3 separate regions of the Homo sapiens genome follow, and regions 1 and 3 are each linked to region 2. The links are chromatin loops, found by intact Hi-C in ENCODE. Cell type or tissue: PC-9. All regions are shown on one strand. Region 1 overlaps ALDH5A1 (aldehyde dehydrogenase 5 family member A1). Region 2 has its middle 130 kb from the start of RIPOR2. Region 3 overlaps DCDC2 (doublecortin domain containing 2).

The links. A loop is a pair of places that touch in the nucleus more often than their neighbours do. Peaks named below come from ENCODE experiments on the same cell type or tissue, not always from the same donor. Only the 100,000 strongest peaks of a DNase experiment are listed, where the experiment ranks them.
Region 1: it touches region 2 in a loop (25-fold over the local background); 4 of 110 quality-filtered maps call a loop at or near these places.
Region 3: it touches region 2 in a loop (12-fold over the local background); 4 of 110 quality-filtered maps call a loop at or near these places.

Annotation. Positions count from the first base shown.
Region 1 is chr6:24,520,711-24,528,710 of GRCh38, forward strand. It overlaps ALDH5A1 (aldehyde dehydrogenase 5 family member A1), which reads left to right. Exons shown (of 10, transcript NM_001080.3): 7 at 2,057-2,215; 8 at 7,287-7,456. Among named protein-coding and RNA genes, the nearest start is that of ALDH5A1, 30 kb to the left of the region's middle. RefSeq lists silencers at 325-374, 1,744-1,793. In PC-9, CTCF peaks have their summits at 437 (motif pointing left), 639, 4,273 (motif pointing right) and 4,476; no DNase peak of the experiment used is centred here.
Region 2 is chr6:25,066,928-25,074,927 of GRCh38, forward strand. No RefSeq gene overlaps it. Among named protein-coding and RNA genes, the nearest start is that of RIPOR2, 130 kb to the left of the region's middle. In PC-9, CTCF peaks have their summits at 4,040 and 4,251; a DNase peak (open chromatin) is centred at 4,014.
Region 3 is chr6:24,278,375-24,286,374 of GRCh38, forward strand. The region is part of intron 6 of DCDC2 (doublecortin domain containing 2); the gene reads right to left. Among named protein-coding and RNA genes, the nearest start is that of KAAG1, 75 kb to the right of the region's middle. In PC-9, CTCF peaks have their summits at 4,891 and 5,090; a DNase peak (open chromatin) is centred at 5,027; H3K4me3 peaks cover 325 bases.

The DNA.
Region 1 (8,000 bases), 550 kb before region 2:
TGGGTTCCTTCCATTATTCATTCTTTATTCATTGACTCTTTCAGCAAATATTTAGTATATGCCTTACTTTTTATTACCAGGGTTATACTAGGCTCAGAGGGGCCCCCCCAAAATAAGGTACAGTCCCTGGCTTCAAATAATTTTCTGAACAGCAGATGTCCTTTAGTCAAATTGTTCTCTGTTTTCTTCTTTCCCCTATCCTTTTAATCTGGTTATTTTTATAGTTTTCTTTCATTGATCTTTTTTCTACTGAACGGATATAATCTCCTCAGACACAGAACAGCCTTGAACAATTGGGGTCTCTGAGGCCAAGGGAAAGAAAGTAAGAAAATGTTGAGGAGGGTGGTGGCTGGAATAACTCAAAACCCTGTTGCCTGCTATGACCCAGTGGGGCCTCGCTGTCCCGAGATGGAGGGAGCCTCAGAGGTGCCCTCTACAGGGCACAGGCCCACGCCAGCAGTGTTTTAGAGGAGCATCCAGGCTGTCCTGGGAGACCAGAGGCCTGAGCTCATGTCTTCCTAGGAAATCCTGGAATATTTGATCTGTCAGGGACCTTCACAGTTATCAGCTCTACAAACGTTGCATTTTAGAGATGAGGAAATGAAACTCTAGAAAGAAAAAGTGACTTAGAGATCAGACGTCTTTGGGCCACAGTGTCAAATCTGCTGAGGAGCTGGGACTCTGAGCCAAGGCTCCTGTCTTCCAGTTCTATCCAAGCTGCTGCCAGGGTCCTGCCTTCTTAAATATTCTTAAGCATTCATCTTAAAAGTACCATCAATATGTAATTTTAAATGCATTCTAGAAACAGAGTAAATATCCCTGAAAGGTTATATTGTGAAAAAACTGAAATGTGTGATATTCTCTATCAAATAATTTTCATCCTTGCCTTGGCCTTTGGTAATTAAGTTTTTCCCTTCCACATAACCTAAATAAGCTTGGTTTTGTCTGAAATAAGTATATTTTCCTTCATAAATACAAAATGTCAATATATGTTACCATCAATTACACTGTAAGGCTACAACTTGGGGACAGGTATGGTGGCTCAGAACTGTAATCCCAGCATTTTGGGAGGCCAAAGCAGGAGGATCACTTGAGCCCAGGAGTTGGAGACCAGCCTGGGCAACAGAGTGAGACTCTGTCTCTACAATTTTTTTTTTTTTTTTTTTTTTTTTGTGTGACAGAGTCTCACTCTGTTGCCCAGGCTGAAGTGTAGTGGCATGATGTCAGCTCACTGCAACCTCCACCTCCCGGATTCAAGAGATTCTCCTGCCTCAGCCTCCTGAGTAGCTGGGACTACAGCTAATTTTTCTATTTTTAGTAGAGATGGGTTTCACTATGTTGGCCAGGCTAGTCTCGAACTCCTGACCTTAGGTGATCCACCCACCTCAGCCTCCCAAAGTGCTGGGGTTACAGGCATGAGCCACTGCGCCCAGCCAAAAAAAATTAAAAATTAGCTGGGCATGGTGGCAAGTGCCTATAGTCCCACCTACTTGGGAGGCTGAGGTGGAAGAATCACTTGAGCCCTGGAGGTCAAGGCTGCAGTGAACTCATCACTACTGCACTCCAGCCTGGGCGACAGAGCGAGACCCTGTGTCAGCAAAACAAAAGACTATAAGTTGGTGTTGGACCACATTCCTCTTAGCCTCTGCTGTTGCTGCAGCATCACAGTCTCCTAGGAGAATTGCACTCTTTCCCCACCCCCCAGGGAAACAAAATAAAAGCCATTTGAAAAAAACATGGATTGGGTGGCTTTTTTTTCTTTTCTTTCGTGTGTGTGTGTGTGTGTGTGTGTGTACAGGTGCTTATTGCCAACTAATCACTGATGCATAGCAGCTGTGTAGCATAGCAGCTGTGGAGGGAACTGGAGGGGAACATGCACTGACTCAGTGCTTTTATCTTTGGGGCCAAGCCCACGTGAGGAGGAAAATGGCAGTTTGAGCACATGACAACCACCGAGGGAAGTGTTTTCACAGAGAGGCGGTAGCAGCCACACGTTCACTGGTCAGGTCTGCAGCTTCTGACAGACTGTGTGGGTTTGTTTTTGTCTCCTGTCCAGACTTGTGTTTGCTCAAACCAATTCTTGGTGCAAAGGGGCATCCATGATGCCTTTGTAAAAGCATTCGCCGAGGCCATGAAGAAGAACCTGCGCGTAGGTAATGGATTTGAGGAAGGAACTACTCAGGGCCCATTAATTAATGAAAAAGCGGTAGAAAAGGTAAGTATATTGTATTATTTGTGAAAGTAAATTTCATGGTTTCAATATGAAAAGCTTAATCAGCAAAAAACACTTTGGCTGGAGGGGTGGGGATAGAGAGGGGTGGGTTGACAGAATATTACAGCTAGACAGAAGGAATAAGCTCTGGTGTTCTACAGCACTGTAGAATGACTGTAATTAGCAACAATGTATTGTATATTTTCAAATAGCTATTATTAGAAGAGTAGATTTTGAACGTTCCCAGTATAAAGAAATGATCAATGTTTGAGGCGATAGATGTGCTAACTATCCTGATTAGAGTATAGAGTATGAGAGATCTACATCTATACATGGAATCGAATGGAATTTTCAATGATGTTTTCATACAAAAACCACAAAGGTTAAAATAAGTAAAAAATTAATAATAGCTAAAAAAAATGATGTTAAAAGGCAAAAAAAAAAAATGAAAACAAAAAAGTCATTTTGGTAAAGTGCCCAGCAAGCCTATTTTGTAAACAATGGAGAAACCTGAGAAAAGTGAATTCTGCCTACCAGTTATATGAATCGGGTTGTTGTCTGGTCATGAGCTGCTATAGCCCTGCCATTGCACCAAGTCCCCATGCGGTCTGTCACTGTAGCTCTTTACTGTCCTCCCTAAATTTTGTTATAGTGATGATAATTCTATCCCTCACTGCCTCAGCAATTAGGATCTTGAGACAAAGTTCATTCATCTTTTGGAACACCTATGGAATGGAAGACTGGCTTGGTTTTGAGATGGTTTGCGTTTCGGCTGTAATGCTGATGTTGTCCTGTTCTTTCTTCTCTTGATGACAAAATCCCTGTCTAAAACAGTCCTTCATGAAAGTATCCCAGCCGGGGGTGCAGAATCACAGATGCCGCGTTCAGGATTTAGAGATATTGAGGGGAAACTGCTTTTAGGAAAGATTTGTTTGTTTAAAAAAATGTTATAATCCATACTACTAGCTATATGAGACTTCTCTCCTTATTCTACTGTTTTAAAAAAATCCATTTTGGAGTCACAAGAAAGTTTCTTGTAATATCAAACATCCAGTTTTTTGTGTTTTTTTTTTTTTTTTTTGAGACGGCGTCTCGCTCTGTTGCCCAGGCTAGAGTATAGTGGTGAGTCTTGACTCACTGCAACCTCCGCCCCACTGAGTTCAATTGATTCTCCTGCCTCAGCCTCCCGAGTAGCTGGGGTTACAGGCACCCACCACCACGCCTGGCTACTTTTTGTATTTTTAGTAGTGCTGGGGTTTCACATGTTGGCCAGACTGCTCTCGAACTCCTGACCTCAGGTGATCCACCTGCCTCGGCCTCCCAAAGTGCTGGGATTACAGGCGTGAGCCACCATGCCTACCCAGAAATGGTTTTAACGGAATATTTTAAATCAGGAAGACAGTAGAAGCTGAAGATTGTGTGTGGGAAAGAAGGGAGGAGAGGTGGTCAGAGGGAGACACACAGTGGAGGCACAGCCAGCCCCTGGATGCAACTGAAGAACCAGAAGCAAGTGACAGCCAAGTCAGTACTCATCATGGGAAGCACAGCCCCACCGCTGTTCCTCAACCTCCTCAGAGCCTGAGAACCAAGCCCTGACTCCATGGCTGCCTCCACCCCGTGGGCAGTCAACTCAGCTGAACCCACATCCATTGCCTTGGGAAACCCAGGGAAGCCTCGAGGTTTGACAGAGCTCTGATAAATTTCTAGTTACTGTCTTGGGATTACTCTAGATAAAGAAAATACATTAAAATTTACATTGGAACCACCTGCATTTTAGAGGTGACTTTGGACCTTGGGGACAAGGCAGGGGTATTCACTTGTCTAGTGAAGGCAATTTGGGTCTAGGCCAGCTGTGGTTCAAGTCCTAGAGTGGTGGTCCTTAACTCACACCGTGCCTTTATCGACTACAGTTGCCTGGGACCCATCCAAGAAGACTAGGTGTTAATTTATGTGTAGTCAGCCTAGGCATTGGCATTTTCTAAGTGCCCCAGTATGATGCTAGTTTGCAGCCAGTCTGGGAAACCACTCTGTCTTGAAGATTTTTTTCCCCAAAGGGAAGACGCAGACATTGTCCTCCAGATGGTGCTGTACGCCAGGACTTCAAACAAGCAGACAGCGAGATTTCTTTTTTGCTGGAGAGAAATTTGGTGGAAACCACCTTGTTTAAAAACACTTCATTGTGTTGGCTTTAGTGTACATACTGTCATAGAGTGGGTTCTAGGAAAAAAACACTGCATCTCACATTAATATGACAAGAAAAGGGCAGAGCAGATTATATTTGGGGAGGAAGGGGGTATTTTTGTTAAGTAGAATTATTTTTATAATATAAAATTCATAGAAAGTAAGCCATCCTAGCCGATGGGGATTAGTTGCAGGTGATGCACTATGAGAGCATTGCAGGAGGGGCATGGATTTCAAAAGAGTCAGTCTCAAAGACAGAATGCACTCACACCTATATTTACCTTCCTGAAACCCTATAGAAAATTCAGCTGAGGGCCGGGCACAGTGGCTCACGCCTATAATCCCAGCATTTGGGAAGCTGAGGCGGGTGGGTCACTTGAGGTCAGGAGTTTGAGACCAGCCTGACCAACACAGTGAAACCCTATCTCTAAAAAAAAAAAAAAAGAAAAGAAAAATTAGCCAGGTGTGGTGGCAAGCACCTGTAGTCCCAGCTACTCAGGAGGCGGGGGCAAGAGAATCTCTTGAACCCACGAGGCGGAGGTTGCAGTGAGCAGAGATCGCACCAGTGCACCCCAGCCCAGCCTGAGCAACAAAACAGAAGTCAAAACAGAAGTCAAAATAGATGGGTCTACCCAGGGGAACCCTGCAGAGGAAATTGGTGCCATTTTAAACGACAGAGCCTTTCTAGAATTGGTGGCTACAGAAAGTAGGAATAGGAGGAGGGGAGGAGATGAAGCTGGTTGATTCTACTTCTGCACAATTTTCTGGGTCATTCCCACCATCCCTTCTCACCACGACCACCACCAAGACACATGAGACAGCAGAGGCATTTGTTCTGGGCAGGACAGCTTTTCTGAAGAAATATAGTAGGTATCTAGGCAGACTACAGCTTCAAGAGCGAGGCTAGGTACCTCAGGGTAGGGCTCTCTCGACTTTGCCTTTTGGGGAAGGGAGCTGCCCTTATGTGAAGCCTGCAAGTTAGAATAAACCCAAGCTTAAAACAGCAAAGACCACTCATGCCACACATCCCCAAATTGATCAACCCAGTCCTTGTGTGTGTGTGTGTCCCCCAAACACACTGCTGGAGCTGAGAAGGAGCTGACCAGGTTAGTTTCGACAACTCAGTCCTTCATTCAGAAAGATGAACAACCAAGGATCATGATGGGAAAACCACCAGCACATAAGAGGAAAGGTCAGGAAGAACAAACAGAATAGTCCCTGAAGGAAGCAGATAAATTAGGGAACTGGAAGGAAATTTTCTAAAAATCTCATAGTGTCCTGCAAGAGTTTTGGGAAGATAGTACATCTGTAAACTGTTAATAAGAAGTATGTTCTAGGCTTAAAGTATAATAATAATAAAAAAAGAAGTATGTTCTAGGAAATGAAGCAATGAAAACAAAGAGTCTGTAGAAATTAGACATATGACTGTCACAAGATTCGGTACCTGAAGTAGATGATAAAATTTCGGAGATCTTATGGAGTTTAAAGCAAACTATAGAGAGGCAAAAAATATAATAGAAATGCAAAAAAAAATCAGAACTAATCTGAACTCCTGTTAATACCCGTCCAGTAGTAGGAGTTCTGGAGTGAAATAATTGGGAAAATGGAGGAAGTGACATTACCAAGTAAATAATAGATGGAAACTTCTCAGAGTTAGGGGAAAATAATTATTCTGCAGATTGAAAGATTTCACTGCTTACCAAGTAGGATGAATGAAAAGGGAATATATATATATCTTCTCTATATATATATATTCTATATATATATATCTTCTATATATATATTCTATATATATATCTACTATATATATATTCTATATATATCTACTATATATTCTATATATATATCTAATATATATATATGTGTGTGTGTATATATATATATATATATATATATATATATATAGTATTGCTAAAATTTTAGAATATCAGAGCATAGAAGATCCTAGGAGATTTCAGAGAGGAAAAAGCTATCAAGAAGAAAAAGGGTGAGAACCATTTTTGGCTCAAACTTCCTCAGCAACACCGGAAGTGGAGAAGTGCACTCAAAGTTCTGAAAGTTATTTTGTATCAGAATTCTGTACTCAAGCAAATTATCAATCAGGTGGAGTACAAAACACCAGAAACTTGGTGTATGAAAATTCAGAAACTAGACCACATCCAGTGCATCTTTTTTAAAACAACTACTTGGCCAGGCCTCGTGGCTCACTCCTGTAATCCCAGCACTTTGGGAGGCCAAGGCGGGTGAATCACGAGGTCAGGAGTTCGAGACCAGCCTGGCCAAGATGATGAAACCCTGTCTCTTCTAAAAATACAAAAATTAGCCGGGCGCGGTGGTGGGTGCCTATAATCCTAGCTACTCGGGAGGCTGAGGCAGGAGAATCGCTTGAACCTGGGAGGCAGAGGTTGCAGTGAGCCAAGGTCATGCCACTGCACTCCAGCCTGGGTGACAGAGCGAGATTCCATCTCAAAAACAAATAAATAAATAACAACTACTTGAGATTATGTGTGTCAGAAAGCAACAAAAACTCAGTTCAGGAAATAGGACAACATGGGATCCAAGAAGCTAGAAATAACCGCAGAATGCAATGAAAGCAAATCCAAGCAAACGGCTGAGCCGCAGGCCTAGAAAGAAGCGAATATATATTAGACCATTCAACAAATAGGAAGATCAAACAGCTAGAAGATATCAAAGACCAAGGAGGAAGGTGGCACTCTTGCTTCTGAATCTCTGCAAATGTGGTTCCTTCTACAAAAGGAAACCAGCATGCTTTATTGTTAACCTACTTTTTTTGAAAAAGAAAAAAAAATGGAACTAGTTATAGTTTTCTGCAGTTTAAACATTCTAAAAGATTGTATCATGTGGAAAGCTTTTTTTCTTCCTCATTACACAGGTGGAGAAACAGGTGAATGATGCCGTTTCTAAAGGTGCCACCGTTGTGACAGGTGGAAAACGACACCAACTTGGAAAAAATTTCTTTGAGCCTACCCTGCTGTGCAATGTCACCCAGGACATGCTGTGCACTCATGAAGAGACTTTCGGGCCTCTGGCACCAGTTATCAAGTAAGATCCTCCAGCCAGCGGGGAGATGGGAGGAAGAATAGAAGAGAACATAGGAAACCCTGAAAGAGATTCCTGGGCTGCTTTGAGGTCTGGCCAGGAGGCAGACAGTTGTGTTGAGTCCATTGAAGAGCAGAGTGCAATTTATGGGTTTTTAAAAAAATCATAACTTATTTGGACCATAAAATTTATCAAATTCTATTTTTTTTTTCTTTTTGAGATGGAGTTTCACTGTGTTGCCCAGGCTGCAGTGCAATGGTGCGATCTTGGCTCACTGCAACCTCTGCCTCCTTGGTTAAAGCAATTCTCCTGCCTCAGCCTCCAGAGTAGCTAGGACTACAGGCACCCACCACCATACCAGGCTAATTTTTTGTATTTTTAGTAGAGATGGGGTTTCACCATGTTGGCCAGGCTGGTCTCGAACTCCTGACCTCAGGTAGTCCTGCGTTGGCCTTCCAAAGTGCTGGGATTATGGGAGTGAACCACCATGCCTGGCCTCAAATTCTTTAATTTACTTTTTCTTACTTTCTGCTGAACTCTTTTTTTT
Region 2 (8,000 bases):
AAGCAGCAGATACAGGATGGAGAGGGAGAATTCCTCCTAAACCAATTCCGAATTCCTCCTAAACCAATGCTTGTGTTTTGGGAACTTATTTCCAGGCCTCCTGAGCCCTTCCCCTCCCACCTAGCCACTCTCATGTCTCCAGAAATGCCTTTAGCATTGCAAAGCACAGGTTTTGTGGGCACACTGGGAGTATGCTACGAACTTGCAAAGGTCCTGGGGCCAGATGAAATCACCAGAACCACCTTCCCCTACACCCATGCAGAGGGCATAGGAGAAACCTGCCTCACGTAGAGGAAGACACGAGTGGATTCATATGAATAACGTGACACTGGGCTGTCTAGTTAACTAGCTCTTTGAGCCTTAGTTTTTTCATTGACAACACAGAGATAACAAAATCTTTGTATCTTGAAAGAAACAATGTATGTTGTATGCTTAACAAAGCACCTGATACATCATAAAACTTGATAAATGCTAGCTGTTATTGCTAAGGATTAACTGAAAATGTCACTGTGTTAGGCAGTATGACCGCAGAATATAAGATGTAGTCCCTGACTTCCAGCGCTTGCAGAGGAGTCAACACTAACTCACCTTAAATGGCCAGCCATCAACTGGAGGCTCAGTTGTATGGTGTGATGGGGGTTTGGAGAAGGAGAGGTGCAGGCTGGGGATGCCACGGAGGTAAGCATTGAGGATGGTGGAGGTCTTGACAGATGCAAAGAAAGAAGAAACTTAATGGGAGCTATAACTGGCTCAGAGGAAAGGAGTGCTGTGGAAATGGGGTGTGTGACGCTCCAGAAGGAACAGGAGCTGCTGCTCACCTCACCTGATCTACTCTGTCTGAGACCCAGGATTTTTTTTTTTTTTTTTTTGAGATGGAGTCTCGCTCTGTCTCCCAGGCTGGAGTGCAGTGGCGCTATCTCGGCTCACTGCAACCTCTGCCTCCCGGGTCCACGGCATTCTCCTTCCTCAGCCTCCTGAGTAGCTGGGACAGGGTTTCACCGTGTTAGCCAGGATAGAGACCCAGGATCTTGTCTCAGTGGCGAGTCAGAGCCCCCTAAAGGAGTCATCTCATCCACCACCACCCAAGGGTTCTTCAAATCCTGAGCCTATAAACACAAGCACAGGAGTTGAAATCAAATCCACACTCTAGAATGAGAATCAGTTGTAGGTTTCCTTACAGTTACTTTGAACGTTATACATGGTAAACTGTAAATGATACCATGAGTTTTTAGTATGAATTGTTCATTCATTTCCAATATAAATTGATGAAAACCCTTAGCTGAGTATGGCGATAAGAATGACCTCTGCTCTGTTCTGATTTGTGTTTCTATTTATCTCTGGCTATCCAGTTCATATCTCCTCTGTGTCCAAAGTTATTCTTATTCTACAGGGGACTAAATTTGGATAAATGCTAAAACTAATCATGCATCAAAGCAAATTCTTCATTTTGGTGTAGCACTATAAGTTCAGAGTGTTTTTGCAATTATATCCCTAAGGAGTTTTCGCTTTCTGTAATAAGCTTTACAAAATATAAGCCCAGGATGAATTATTATCCCGGGAAGGATTTCTCCCTTTATTTGCCCAATTTTGTAGTACTGCTCTTTCTCCTTAATCAGGACACTTTTTCTCCAGTTACCTCTTTTCTGCCCCAAGTCACTAGCGAGAAATAAGAGTAAAGTTTAGTATTTTGTCCTTTTAATGGGAAAAGTCAATTCCAGATGGGACCCAACCAAGCTCAAAATAGTTCTCTTCTGGGCGGGAACGCAAATGCTACATTTCCTAGGTAATGTTATTGAAGCATGTCTGTCTTCATAAACACTTTGTAAAAAAAAAAAAAGTGTACAATGATAACATAATTATTATTAGGCATGTACCATTTCCAGAATTCACTGTAAGTTCTACAGAGATGCACCAGAGCTGTGGATACTTTAGCTGGTGGGGTTCGGGCAGCTGGGACTCACTGTTGCAATGGTCACAAATGCCCTAATCATTGAGTCCCAAATGTCTAGTTGAACTTAATGCTTAATAACATCTATCTACCCAGAGGGCAACAAAATGTTTGTTCCTGGCTTGCGAGGCCACTGATATTTTCATTTTTTTTTCCTACAGAACTATTGGCCTGAGGCCCCTGGAAACATTGCTTCATTGCTTGGCCTTATAAGAATTTACTTGACCTATTTTGTGGAAGCACATTTACCCCAGTCTTAAAGGTTTTTCCATGCAAAAGAGATAAATGAAAATTTTTACTGCTAAGTTTCATTCACCTGAGCCAATCACAGCTACTGAAATGACCAGGTTGGTAAATGCTGTTTTAATGGAAACAGGCTCTCCACAGGTCCAGATGGGGTAGGTCCATGCCTCAAAAATGAAAAATTCTCTTTTTAGCTCCTTAGCTGGATTACTGGGCAGGGCTACCATTTTGTGAGTAGCAGATAATTATTAACACATGAGACTCTCTCATTCGGACTGCACCCTTCAATGGCGTGATATCTGTGGTTACACAGAGCGTCCAGTCCTCCCATCTTGGTTTTTTAGTTATGTAAGTGAAAGAACAAAACTACCCAACTCCCACCTGCCCACAGGCTGAGGCTGAGGAGGACCCTAAGAACCTACCCCCTACAACATGGCATTTCAAAGTTAAGGGAGTCTAGCTTTTGTGTACTGAAGGGAATGTTCATTAAGAAATGAATGTCTTAGACATAGGCCCCTTTCCTATTCCTGGTTGGCCTAAAGATGCATAATTTGAAAAAAAAAAAAAAAAAAAACGGCTCGGGGGGTGGTTGGGGAGAAGTGACTTCAAAACACAAGAAATAACATTGCTTTGCCTAATAAAGTGACGTTTGAACTCCTCTGCTTGGCAAGTTAGGAAAATATCCCTTCCTTCCTAAAAATGGAGACAACTTTCTGGGAAAATAAACATTTATTGCTCAAAGGTCTGTGGGTTTGAGTCCACCTTCACCTGCATGTTTAGCCATGGGAAGATCTCTAAGACAGCCATACTAAGAGTGTACCTGCCTGCCCTGGATGCCAGGAGGCCTTGAAGTCCAAAGCCAGCAGGGCTCCCTCCCTCTCAGCCATGGACCCCGGGGTCTTGCAGTGATACAGGTGGTGGCTGATTGCATCTATGAAGCCATTGAGGAATTATTAGTGTGAATATTTCATTTGGAAATGCACTGCCTAGGAACAGGCATGGTCCTAGGATGAGTTCCTATGAGGTCCTAGGATGAGTTCCTTTGAGTGGAAGAGGTCTCCTAAATCTTGGGTGAAGAATGCCTGGGTGAGATAGGAAGGAGAGATACATTTTTTTCCCTCTCCCTATAAAGAGGCCTGGATTTGAGAGCAGGAAATAATGATTAGGAGTTGTGTGCATCCCAAAGCACCCTCCTGTGAAGGGAGCCTTAGAGATGGGTGTGGTGGGGCATGCTTGTAGTCCCAGCTACTAGGGAGGGTGAGGTGGGAACACTGATAGAGCCCAGGAGTTTGATGCCAGCCTGGGAGACATAGTGAGATCTTCCATCTCATTCAGGAAGGAAGGGAAGGAAGGGAAGGGAGGGAGGAAGGTAGGAAGGGAGGGAGGGAGGGAGGGAGGAAGGAAGGAAGGAAGGGAGGGAGGGAGGGAGGGAGGAAGGAAGGAAGGAAGGAAGGTTAGTTTTTCACCAAAATAAGAGGAAGTCATACTTAGCATAAAACTTTAATTTTTAACCTTCTGCTCTGTAGTGTCCTTAAATACCCAAAAGCTTCGGTGAAGCGTGCCGCACATCAGCCTGCAAGGCAGTGGGGTGAACAGGACGCTACAGGGTGGAGGGGGTATCTGTGTGAAGACTCAAGGGAGAGCTTCCAAGGGACCACTGGGACCCCAAAGGAAGCCCCTCTCTTCCTAGATACATCAGATGAAACAAACTCTTGAAAAGGTGAAAGGCAGCCGCTTTAATTACTTTGAAGTCCTCATGGAGTCCACAGCTACAGCTTTCAAAGGGGCAAAAAGGAACTAGTGTGCCGGCCGCAGGGTTTTGATGTGGTCCTCTTCCGCCACCTGTCGACAACATAGGCTCATTGCAGTTTCCTAATGTACCTACTTGCAACTGTTCAAGGTAGCATTTTCTCCATTCAAATTAAAATTGAGTCCACAGGGAAAATACTTATTCTTACAATTCTAGTTTAACTATTTTTTTGGTTCAACTAACCTTGATTTTTAGCTGTTAAAATAATAACATGGCCATGACAAGAAGGCAAAGTTCTGATATCTTTTTTCTTACGTTTGGTTAATGCTTTAGAATATATGGAGGCACTGAATAAGGTTTTCGTTGTTTCTCAGAAAACATTATCCCCTTAAAGGTGTTGAAGGCATTTTTGGAAAAGAAAGAGTGCACGAGTAACATTTGCAAACAGCAGAGTGGTAGTTTCTGCAGAATTAACATTGTGGAGCACCGTGGGAAATATATGTTTAGGTAGAACACAGAAGACTGTCCATGTTACATGGGCCTGCACATTCACTGGAAGACTGAGATGCATCAGAACAATTGTTCATATCCTTTGATTCCATAATCCAATTTCAAGAATTTTCTTGCAAGAAAAGAATTTAAAACATGAAAAATGTAATATGGATGGTATCTTCATAAGATTGTTTAATAGTCAACAATTGAAGAAAAGTTGAAGCTATGGCTCATTCAGAATATGGAATATTATAATTATTTTAACATGTAGTAATATGAAAACATGATGTCTAAGAAGATATAAAATATCTAACTAAAAATAGAAATATTTAATAAAGCTAGAAAAGAATACTAAAAATATTATAACTGAGTTACAGCGGTAGAGTTAAGGGTTTACAATGTTATATATACTAATGTTTTTGTTTTTCTAATTCCACAACAAATATAAAAATGCTTTATAGTAATACATTTAAATGGTACAGAAGCATATAGAGTAAGAGGTAGAAGATTCCATTACCTTCCTGTCTTTCTTCTCCCTGTTAATAGATTGGTGTAAGTGCTTCACATCTTTGTCCTTGGAGTTACACACACACACACACATGCACATGCATGCACACTTACACCCACACATGCATATATACATTATATATTATTTACAGGCATACCTCAGAGTTATTGTGGGTTTGATTCCCGACCCCCGCGAGAAAACAAATAATAAAATGAGTCACACAAATTTTTTGGTTTCCCAGTGCATATAAAAGTTATGTTTATACTATACTATAGTCCATTATATGTGCAAGAGCATTATGTCTAAAAACCAATTATATATGTTAATTTAAAAAATGGTTCATTGCTAAAAAACATGCTAATGATCATCTGAGCCTTCAGCGAGTTGTAATCTTGCTCGTTGAGGGCCTTGCCTTGATGGTGGTAGTTGCTGAAGGCTAGGGTGGCTGGTGCAATTTCTTAAAATAAGACAGCAATGAAGTTTGCCACATCAATTGACTCTTCTTTTCACAGAGGATTTCTCTGTAGCATGTGATACTCTTTGATAGCCTTTTAATCACAGTAGAATTTCTTTCAAAATTGGAGTCAATCCTCTCGAATCCTGCCACTGTTTTATTAACTAAGTTTATGTTATATTCTAAATCATTTGTTGTCATTTGGACAGTGTTTACAGCCTCTTCACCAGGAGTATATTCCATCTCAAGAAACCATTTTCCTTGTTCATCCATAAGAAACAACTCCTCATCTGTTAGTTTTGAGATTGCAGCAAGTCAGTCACATCTTCAGGATTTACTACTAATTCTAGTTCTTTTGCTATTTCAACCACACCTGCAGTTACTTCATACACTGAAGTCTTGAACCCCTCAAAGTCATCCAAGAGAGTTGGAATCAACTTCTTCCATACTCCTGTTAATGTTGATATTCTTACATCCTCCCCATGAATCAGAGATGTTCTTGGTAGCATCTAGAAAGGTGAATCCTTTCAGAAGGTTTTAAATTTACTTTGCCCAGGTCCATGAGAGGAATTACTATCAATGGCAGTTGTGGCCTTATGAAATGTATTTGTTAAATAATCAGGCTTAAAAGTTAAAATTACTTCTTGATCCATGGGCTGCAGAATGGATGTTGTGTTTGCAGGCATGAAACCTTAATCTCCTTGTATATCTCCATCACAGCACCAGAGTGACTTGGCACATTGTCAATGAACAATAATATTTAGAAAGAAATAATTTTTTTCTGAGTAGCAGGTCTCAACAGTGGGCTTAAAATATTTAGTAACGTATACTGAAAACAAGTGTATTACCTGAAAACAGGCTTTGTTGTTCCATTGATAGAGGACAGGCAGAATAATGTGACATAATTCTTAAGGGCTCTAGGTTCTTAGAATGGTAAATGAGCTTTAGTTCCAACTTAAAGTCACCAGCCGCATTAGCCCTGAGCAAAAGATTCACATTGTACTTTGAAGCCAGGCATTGACTTCTCCTCTCTAGCTATGAAAGTCCTAGCTGGCATCTTCTTCCAGTAGAAGGCTGTTTCATCTATATTGAAAATCTATTGTTCAGTATAGCCACTTTCATCAATGATCCTAACTAGATCTTCAGGATAACTTGCTACAGTTTCTACATCAGCACTTACTGCTTCACCTTGCACTTTTTTTTTTCAGCACAATTTTTTTTTTTAATTTCAATAGGTTTTTGGGGAACAGGTGGTGTTTGATTACATGAATAAGTTCTTTAGCGGTTTCTGAGATTTTGGTGCACCCATTCACTTGAGCAGTGTGCACTGTACCCAATGTGTAGTGTTTTGTCCCTCACCCTCCTCCCACCCTTTCCCCGAGTCTCCAAGGTCCACTTTATCATTCTTACGCCTTTGCATTCTCACAGCTTAGCTCCTGCTTATAAGCAAGAGCATACGATGTTTGGTTTTCCATTCTTGAGTAACTTCACTTAGAATAATGGTCTCCAGTTTCATCCAGGTTGCTGTGAATGCCACTATTTCATTTCTTTTTATTTTATTTATTTTTTATTATACTTTAAGTTATGCGGTACATGTGCAGAATGTGCAGGTCATGCCATGGTGGTTTGCTGCACCCATCAACTATCCCTCCCCTATCCACCCATCCCACAACAGGCCCCAGTGTGCGATGTTCCCCTCCCTGTGTCCATATGTTCTCATTGTTCCATTCCCACTTATGAGTGAGAACATGTGGTGTTTGGTTTTCTGTTCTTGTGTTAGTTTGCTGGAAATGGTGGTTTCCAGCTTCATCCATGTCACTGCAAAGGACATGAACTCATCATTTTTTGTGGCTGCATAGTATTCCATGGTGTATATGTGCTACATTTTCTTTATCCAGTCTATCATTGATGGGGATTTGGGTTGGTTCCAAGCCTTTGCTATTGTGAACAGTGCTACAATAAACATACGTGTGCATGTGTCTTTATAGCAGAATGATTTATAATCCTTTGGTTATATACCCAGTAATAGGATTGCTGGGTCAAATGGTATTTCTAGTTCTAGATCCTCAACCACAAAGGTTGAACTAATTTACACTCCCACTACCAGTGTAAAAGTGTTCCTATTTCTCTACATCCTCTCCAGCACCTGTTGTTTCCTGATGTTTTAAGGATTGCCATTCTAACTGGCATGAGATAGAATCTCATTGTGGTTTTGATTTGCATTTGTCTAATGACCAGTGATAATGAGCTTTTTTACATATGTCTGTGGGCCGCATTAATGTCTTCTTTTGAGAAGTGTCTGTTCATATCCTTTATCCACTTTTTGATGGGGTTGTTTTTTTCTTGTAAATTTGTTTAAGTTCTTTGTAGATTCTGGATATTAGCCCTTTGTCAGATAGGTAGATTGCAAAAATTTTCTCCCATTCTGTAGGTTGCCTGTTCACTCTGATGGTAGTTTCTTTTGCTGTGCAGATGCTCTTTAGTTTAATTAGATCCCATTTGTCAAATTTGGCTTTTGTTGCCATTGCTTTTGGTGTTTTAGTCATGAAGTCTTTGCCCATTCCTATGTCCTGAATGGTATTGCCTAGGTTTTCTTCTAGGGTTT
Region 3 (8,000 bases), 790 kb before region 2:
TCCTGGAGGCAAAAGGGTCTAGGAGAGGAAGGAGGATAAAAATAATAGCTAACAATCATTGGGTTCTTAATATGTACCAGGTATTCTATAAAATTGTATTCACTCAATCCTCATGCTAGCCCTAGTTACTAGCTCACTAGCCTCATGCTAGTGAGATAGACACTACTATTACCACGTCACTGTAGAGATCAGCAAGTGGGGTTTAGAGGATAAATCTTGTGTAAGATCCTGTAGCCAGTCAGGGGCAGAGCAGCTGCCTCCAAAACCACTGTAAATCCACTGCCTTAACAATCCTCTCACTCCTGCACCTTTCTGCAGAACCAGCCAGTGTCTATTGGATGAGAAATGGTGACTTCCCCTACAGTGATCAATTAATCTACAAATACCTTCGTAACAAGTTGTCGCTATGGGTGTATAGATGTCATCCTACAAGCAGCCATACACTCTGCTTGTAGAAATTCTCCAATATTAACGAGTCTGTTGGTGACCACCATGGTCTCTAAGAATCGCAAATCCAGAGCCACACACAGACTCAAGAGGCTCACGACCACATGTCCCCACTTGTTCCTGAGGGAGCTGCGCAGCTGCTTGCCCCTACTCCCACAAGGCAGCCTGGGTGATCACACCTTCCATGGTTATCTCTGGTCCCCATGTGTCTCTCACAATGAAGACCCTGTGGCTGCCAAAAGTGGGCTCCTCCACACAAAAGGGAGGTTGAGTTTCGGTGGCTTTTATCACTGGCCCAGTACAGCTCCTGGGGAGCCACATAGCAGCCACTACATTGGGGGCTACTGCAAGGAACAGCTGTGCTGATACTGAGCCACTGCTACAGCAAGAAACTCCCTCTTGCCAGGCATGGTAGCTCCAGCCTGTAGTCCCAGCTACCTAGGAGGCAGAGGTGGGAGGATCATTTGAGGTCAGGAGTTTGAGGCCAGCCTAAGCATAGTCCCAGCTACCTAGGGGGCAAAGGTGGGAGGATCACTGGAGGTCAGGAGTTTGAGGCCAGACTAAGCAACATAGCAGGACCCTCCATCTCTAAAATTAACAATTAAAAAAATCAGCCTGGCGTGCTGGTACATGCCTGTAGCCCCAGCTACTCAAGAGGCTGACACAGGAGGATCACTTGAACCCATGAGTTTGAGATTGCAGTGTGCTGTGATCACACCACTGTACTCCAGCCTGGGCAACAAAGTGAGACCCCATCTCTAACAAAAAGAAAAAAGAGAAAAAGAACAAGAAACTCCCTTACTAAGGCAGCCTTGGCTCTCAGATGCTCAGGTGCTAAACTTACCTGAGAGTATGTGGTGAGAGGCTGCAGGTAGTGGAAAGAATGCAAGTTTTAGAAACCCCAGATACATGGCTGAGAGCTACTGCTCTGCCACTGAACACAGGGACCATGCCTTAACTAACTCTTAATTTCTCTAAGCCTCAGTTTCCTCATCATTTGAGTGGAGTTAATGTACTTGCCTTTAGGTCTAGCATGAGGATGCAATGATAAGGCTTATGGAGTGACTAGTACAGTGCGTGATGTATGGTGTTTGTTTAATAAGTATTAGAATGCTGTCTTCAAGAGCAGAGAGTTAATATTTTTCTTAAAAATCATATCAAACTCACACCGTATTGAGTGTAATCTTTATGCAACATCTGTACTATGCTTGTGTCTGAAAGTAAATGTAGTAATATTAAATAAACAAATCTGCCTAGAAAACTATTATAACTGTTCATTTTAAGCATTTATATATTCAGTCATCCAGAAGCATTTAAATGGATTTAGCCATCATCCAATTAGGAATGGAAAAATTCACAGCCTTACAAATGAAGTTATTTATGCTATTTTGTCATAGCCTACAAGTAAATGAATTATGCATAGGTTTATTAACAGTATGAAAACTTGTCCAAATCTATAACACTTTTTGTGTAATTTAATTTCCTATTCCAACTGCAATTTAAACATACAGTTTCCATTTAATTATTATGGTCACTGCAACCAGGGGTTTTTTTTTTTTTTCTTTTCTTTGAGGATTCTTTCTTGAGAAACTTAAGCTCTGCCATAAACTGTCTGGCAGAAGAAATATACGATTATAGCAGAAGTTCCAAAAGCATCAGCCAAGTCTCATAGTCCCTTTTATTCTCAATGGAGTCTTTCATCCCAAGATTTTAAAATTTTATTTATTTTTTTTTAGATGGAATCTCACTCTGTCATCCAGGCTGGAGTAAAGTGGTGCAATCTCGGCTCACTGCAACCTCCGCCACCTAGGTTCAAGAGATTCTCCTACCTCAGCCTCCCAAGTAGCTGGGATTATAGGTGCACACCACCACACCCAGGTAAATTTTTTTGAATTTTTAGTAGAGACAGGGTTTCACCATGTTGACCAGGCTGATCTTGAACTCCTGACCTCAGGTGATCCACCCACCTCAGCCTCCCAAAGTGCTGGGATTTACATGTGTGAGCCACTGCACATGGTCGATTTTAAAAATTTAAAAGCTTTAGATGAGAAGATCAACCTTTCACACGCCGTTAGCAAGCTTACTAGAATGTTCTGAGATGCTGTTGAACTTGCAAGGACTGGAATGGAACCCAATGAATGGGAAACCCTGTAGCTCAGCAGGATCATTTTCTGCAGTTCTCTGGGGAAAGCATTACTCACAAAGGGGCACGACAAGGGAGACGCAGAAGCCCCACTCTGGAGTGCGTGTCTTTCTAAGTCACCACTCTTGTTTATGAATAGACAGGAAAGTTCCGATTTATCAAATTTCTGATAAAGACACTCGAAAAAGGGTAATTTTGGAGTATCAAGAAAGACTAATTGATTCAAATCACTACATAATGCATAGATTTTGCAGTTGACACTCATGCATTCAATTATTGAGTAATAACTACTTTCCAGGAACTTTGTGAGTAAAAAGTAAACTAAACTAAGACAGGAAAGAATTGTTTTGTAATTAGAAAATTTAAAATAATTGAAATGCTTTTTTTTTTTTTAAAGATAGGCTCTTGCTATGTTCCCCAGGCTGGCCTCAAATTCCTGGACTCAAGCAATCCTCCTACCTCAGCCTCCTCAATAGCTGGGATTACAAGCATGTGTCACTGCACCCAGCTAAATGCTTTTAAGAAAAAAAAAAAAAAAAAAAAAAGGAGGGTGAAGGGGGAGAAGAGAAAAAAGTTGATTCATCTAAAGTGTTCATGTGAAAATACATAATACACTATATATATAAATTATATACACATATAATTCATATATTTGTTTTACACAATTACATAAATTATACATAGTTAGAGAGGGGAAAGGACAAAGGGAGAGAGGGAGCTTTTTCTTTCTGTAAGGCTTCCACATGTGACTTGTAACTCAAATACATAGATAGTCATTGCTATTGGCAGAGCATAAGAGATAGGGGAGTTTTGCTATCTCATACAGCTATCCCAGAAATAAAACGATATCACTGGGTGTCCCTTACATGCTACATATACATTAACACAAATACTTAACAAATTTATAGATAAGTATTATTATCACCATTTTATAGATAAATAAATTAACTTTCTAAGGGTCTGATTTTTCTACTACACTGAAACTTTCTAATGTCCAAAGCACTAAAAACTCCTATTACATAGTATGGTTCCCTAAAACAGCCATCCCAGAAGTAACAAATTATGGCTTTTTCTCAAAGTGGAAGAAATCAAGAAGCAGCCTAATTTGACAGGGTGTCCTATGCAAAAACTAGACCCCTTGAGATACTCCAACCACTGTCCTGCCCTTTGTCTCACATGCATATCAGTATATCCAAAAGGAATACCAAATCTCTGGCTCAAACAAACAAAAAGCCTAAAACAGCCTCCAATCATCCCTCACTCTACCAAGATTGGGATATTTTTTGTTTTGTTTTTTTTTGAGACTCTCACCCTACTGCCCAGGCTAGAGTGCAGTGGTGCTATCTTGGCTCACTGCAACCTCCGCCTCCCAGGTTCAAGTGATTCTCTTGCCTCAGCCTCCTGATTAGCTGGGATTACAGGCACCCGCCACCACACCTGGCTAATTTTTGTATTTTTAGTAGAGAAGGGGTTTCACCATGTTGGCCAGGCTGCTCTCAAACTCCTGACCTCAAATGATCCTCCCCACTTGGCATCCCAAAGTGCTGGGATTACAGGCGTGAGCCACCACACCTGGCCAAGATTGGGATACTTCTTAAACAGTTCCCTAGGCTCTTTCCAACTAGATCCAACCAACTCAGGTTTTTTTCATTAGCATAAAAACTCATTTCCAGTCCCCATGAAAATGTGCCAAAAACATATAGACCAAAAAACATCAAATTTAAAATAATTTCGTGAGAGGTTTGCCTCAGTGAGCAGCCTTCACGATGTATTTCATGGGTGCACCCAGAGACATTATAAGCTGGGGGTGGGGGGTAGGGACTAGACGGGGACTGCACCTGACATTTCTCTCATCTGCATATCTGGTGATGACAAGAGTAAGAAGCCCTTTTACCTATACCAGCCTCAGTTTCCCCCATGGCAAAATGGAGTTTTGGAGTATAAGGAATTCATCTTAATATGTGTATAACTTGCTTCACAGTGACATTGTGATACTTGAATAATAACGAAATTTTTTTGTCAAAACCGTAGAAATCATAATATTTGATCCTGTAAACTACTGACCATAAGATGTATAAGCCAAATGGTAATAAGGACAACAAAAGATCATTTAGTCGTTGGCTTTCACTTTCAAATACTTTCCTAATTTTTTCGTCTTTTCCGATAGAGGGTGCTATGATTCTACATGGTGTCACCTTGTCACTAGAAAACAGCCTTCTGCAGATGGGTTTATTCTTCAAGCTCAGCGAATTTAAGATAATTTATTTACATCTTCCTTTTGTTTTTAAGGCTAGAATCACAACTTAAAATTTTTCTCAACATGCTAATTTCTGTGACTCCCGCAGCACTGAGGCTATAAAAGGAATGACTTCTGGTCTGTCTTGCTTTGCACAAGGCATTCCCCAGGCTCCCTGACCAACTCAGTTACGCACCAGCAGGGGTCCCTGTGTACACTATGGCAGCTGCTTTCTCTCTTTCTCTCTCAAGCTCTACCAGTCCCTCATCCACACTCCCTTCTATATGCAAAAGAGCAATTCCTAGAAAGCCATGTAGGGAAAAATAAATTTCTAAAACTCTAGTTCTGTGTCCCCTTTGATTTGCATCATGAATTTAGGGTGCTTTCCCCATGGATTTTGCAGTGGTTCCTACAGCCAGAAGCTAAGCTCTCCCCACACAGTCCCCTTCACTCACACCCCTCCTCGCAGTGCCAGGCAGCTAATGATCTATAAAATGCATGCATTCTCCTGGGAACCAATTCATTAAAGGAAAGGAGTAAATTAATCCTGTTAAAAATCGAGCTTGTGACTTTGGATTTACTGGCATAGGAAGTTCTGTGTGGCTCAATGCCAAACATTCACACACTGCCTAAGCCGAGTTTGTGAGAACCTACCAGGCACTGGGCACTGTGCCAGGGGTTATTCTCCTCTACTCAAACGTGACCTCCTGAAAGAGGCCTTTCCAACCACCCAGCTGAAATAGCACCCTCTCTCACTTCCTCTTCCCATGTCTTCATGTATTTTTATTCATGTTTATCCCTGGTGTATATCACACGTATTGTGCATTTGTTTCTGGAATGTAACCTCCGTGCATTTAGTACTTCAGAATCTCTGGGCCCTGAAGCACCAGAACAGTCCCAGGACATCATATGAACTCAATAAATAGTTGTTGGATCAGCGAATCAGTCAATGACAATATACTCAAAGAAGAGTTATAATAGATGTCCGCCCCCACTGCGGCCACCTAGCGGACTCACCTATATCACATACCTGTACGTGTCCCACTGCCTCCTGCTTCTATTCTTGCCCCAAACCATTTCTCTAGAGATACCACAGCCAGAATGAGCACTTAAAAATGTAAAGCAGGCCAGGCGTGGTGGCTCACGCCTCTCATCCCAACACTTTGAGAGGCCGAGGCAGGTGGATCATGAGGTCAGGAGTTCAAGACCAGCCTTGCCAAGATGGTGAAACCCCGTCTCTACTAAAAAAAAAAATACAAAAATTAGCCAGGCATGGTGGCGGGCGCCTGTAATCCCAGCTACTCGGGAGGCTGAGGCAGGGAATTGCTTGAACCCGTGGGGCAGAGGTTGCAGTGAGCCGAGATCATGCCACTGCACTCCAGCCTGGGCAACAGAGTGAGACTCTGTCTCAAAAAAAAAAAAAAAAAAATTTTTTTTGAAGCAAATTATATCACTCCCTCCCTATAACCCTCAAATGGCACCCCATCAAGAAATAAAATCCAAACTCTTTGCATGCCTATATGATTGAGCCCTGCCTGCCTCTCCGATTTCATTCACGGCCTTCTTTCTGCCCTCCTCACATGCCAGGCTCTTTAGCAAGGGCCTGTGTGACTTTGTTTCCTCTGCCTTGGATGCTCTTCTTCCCCGGCCTCATCCCTGGCACAATTGGCTGTGTTAGATATCATTAAGGTCTCAGTTTCAGACAATTTTATATAAATCAATGCCCTGCTACATTTTATTTTCCCCATAGCATTTATCACCATTTGAAACTATTTGTACATTTGTTTACTAGTTGATCGTCTGTCTACTCCCATTCATCCCATCCATACCCTCCCCCCCACACACACATACATGCACACACACACACTAGAATGAAAGCACCATAAATCTAAGTCCTCATCTATCTACCACTATACGCTCAGTGCCTACAGTTCCTGGCACTTAGTAGGAGCTCAGTGAGTATGTTTGGAATGGATGACGGATGGAGTGGATGAATACAGGGTGCTACGGGAACACTGTGGAAAGAGGGACAAACTCTGCTATCATTTTATTTTTCTAAGTCATAGCATGGAACTACGTTTGACAACTTTGCTTTCTATGGGATGCAAATATACCTTATAACTGAGTCTTTGCTTAACGTCACTTCCTCCATGAGGCCTCCCCTGACACACCTATCTAAATGTGTTTTTCTTTTATTGTCTTTCATATTACTGTGCACTTTTCTTTCATTTTTATACTTCATAAGTATCCATTGATTAATGGAATCGCTTGTTTCACTTTTGTCTACTCAAGTAGACCACGAGTATCAGAGAGAGCATCAGATCTTTGCGCTCATTGCTGTATCCCTGGGGCTTACTACTGTGCCATACACCTGGAAAATTCAATCATCAGATGAATTGATGTGATGACATTGATGTATCACAGTATTCACAGCACAGTCTAAAAAACTTACAAATGAGCAAGAAATAAAAATTGCATGTGTGTACCTACACATGCATTTTAAAGCAGGAAATGCTCTACACATTTTTAATTAAAATTTTAGTTTTTCAAATTTCAGAATACTAAACATATCATTCCAAAGTTCAGTCACTGTGAATACAAAGAGTTGGGTCATGACTTTGGTCCTGACATCGACTTTCCCTGTGACTTGGGATCAATTTATTGATCAATTTATTCAATTACAATCGGTCTCTGTAATCATTCCTCTAGCTGCACTGTGAGAATTAATAAGCTAATATCTATACAGTACACAGAAGGGATTCTGCTACAAAGTCCTAAAGAAAAACAAAAAAAGCAAAATACAATTTCCAATCCCTAAATTCATGAGTTTTATTTAGCTTTATAGTTGCTCTGATATTGTTTTCACCTCCTGAAATATTCTTCTCACTCCTCTTTGACCCCGCACCTGTGAAGTTAGGTTGCCTCAAGCCTGGGCCCTCTGTAATTCTCACCGCACCATCTTCCTCTAGGAGCCCCTCATCCATTCTCTCACTTGGCAGCACCAGTGAGACCTGCTCTGTTCAAGCTGTGCTGGGTGATGAAGTACCACAGTGATGCTACGTCTGCTGTTCAACTAGGACCATTACATGGTTGTTCAAATCTACAACTCAGGCCAGGTGCGGTGGCTCACACATGTAATCCTAACACTTTGCGAGGCCAAGGCAGGCCGATCGC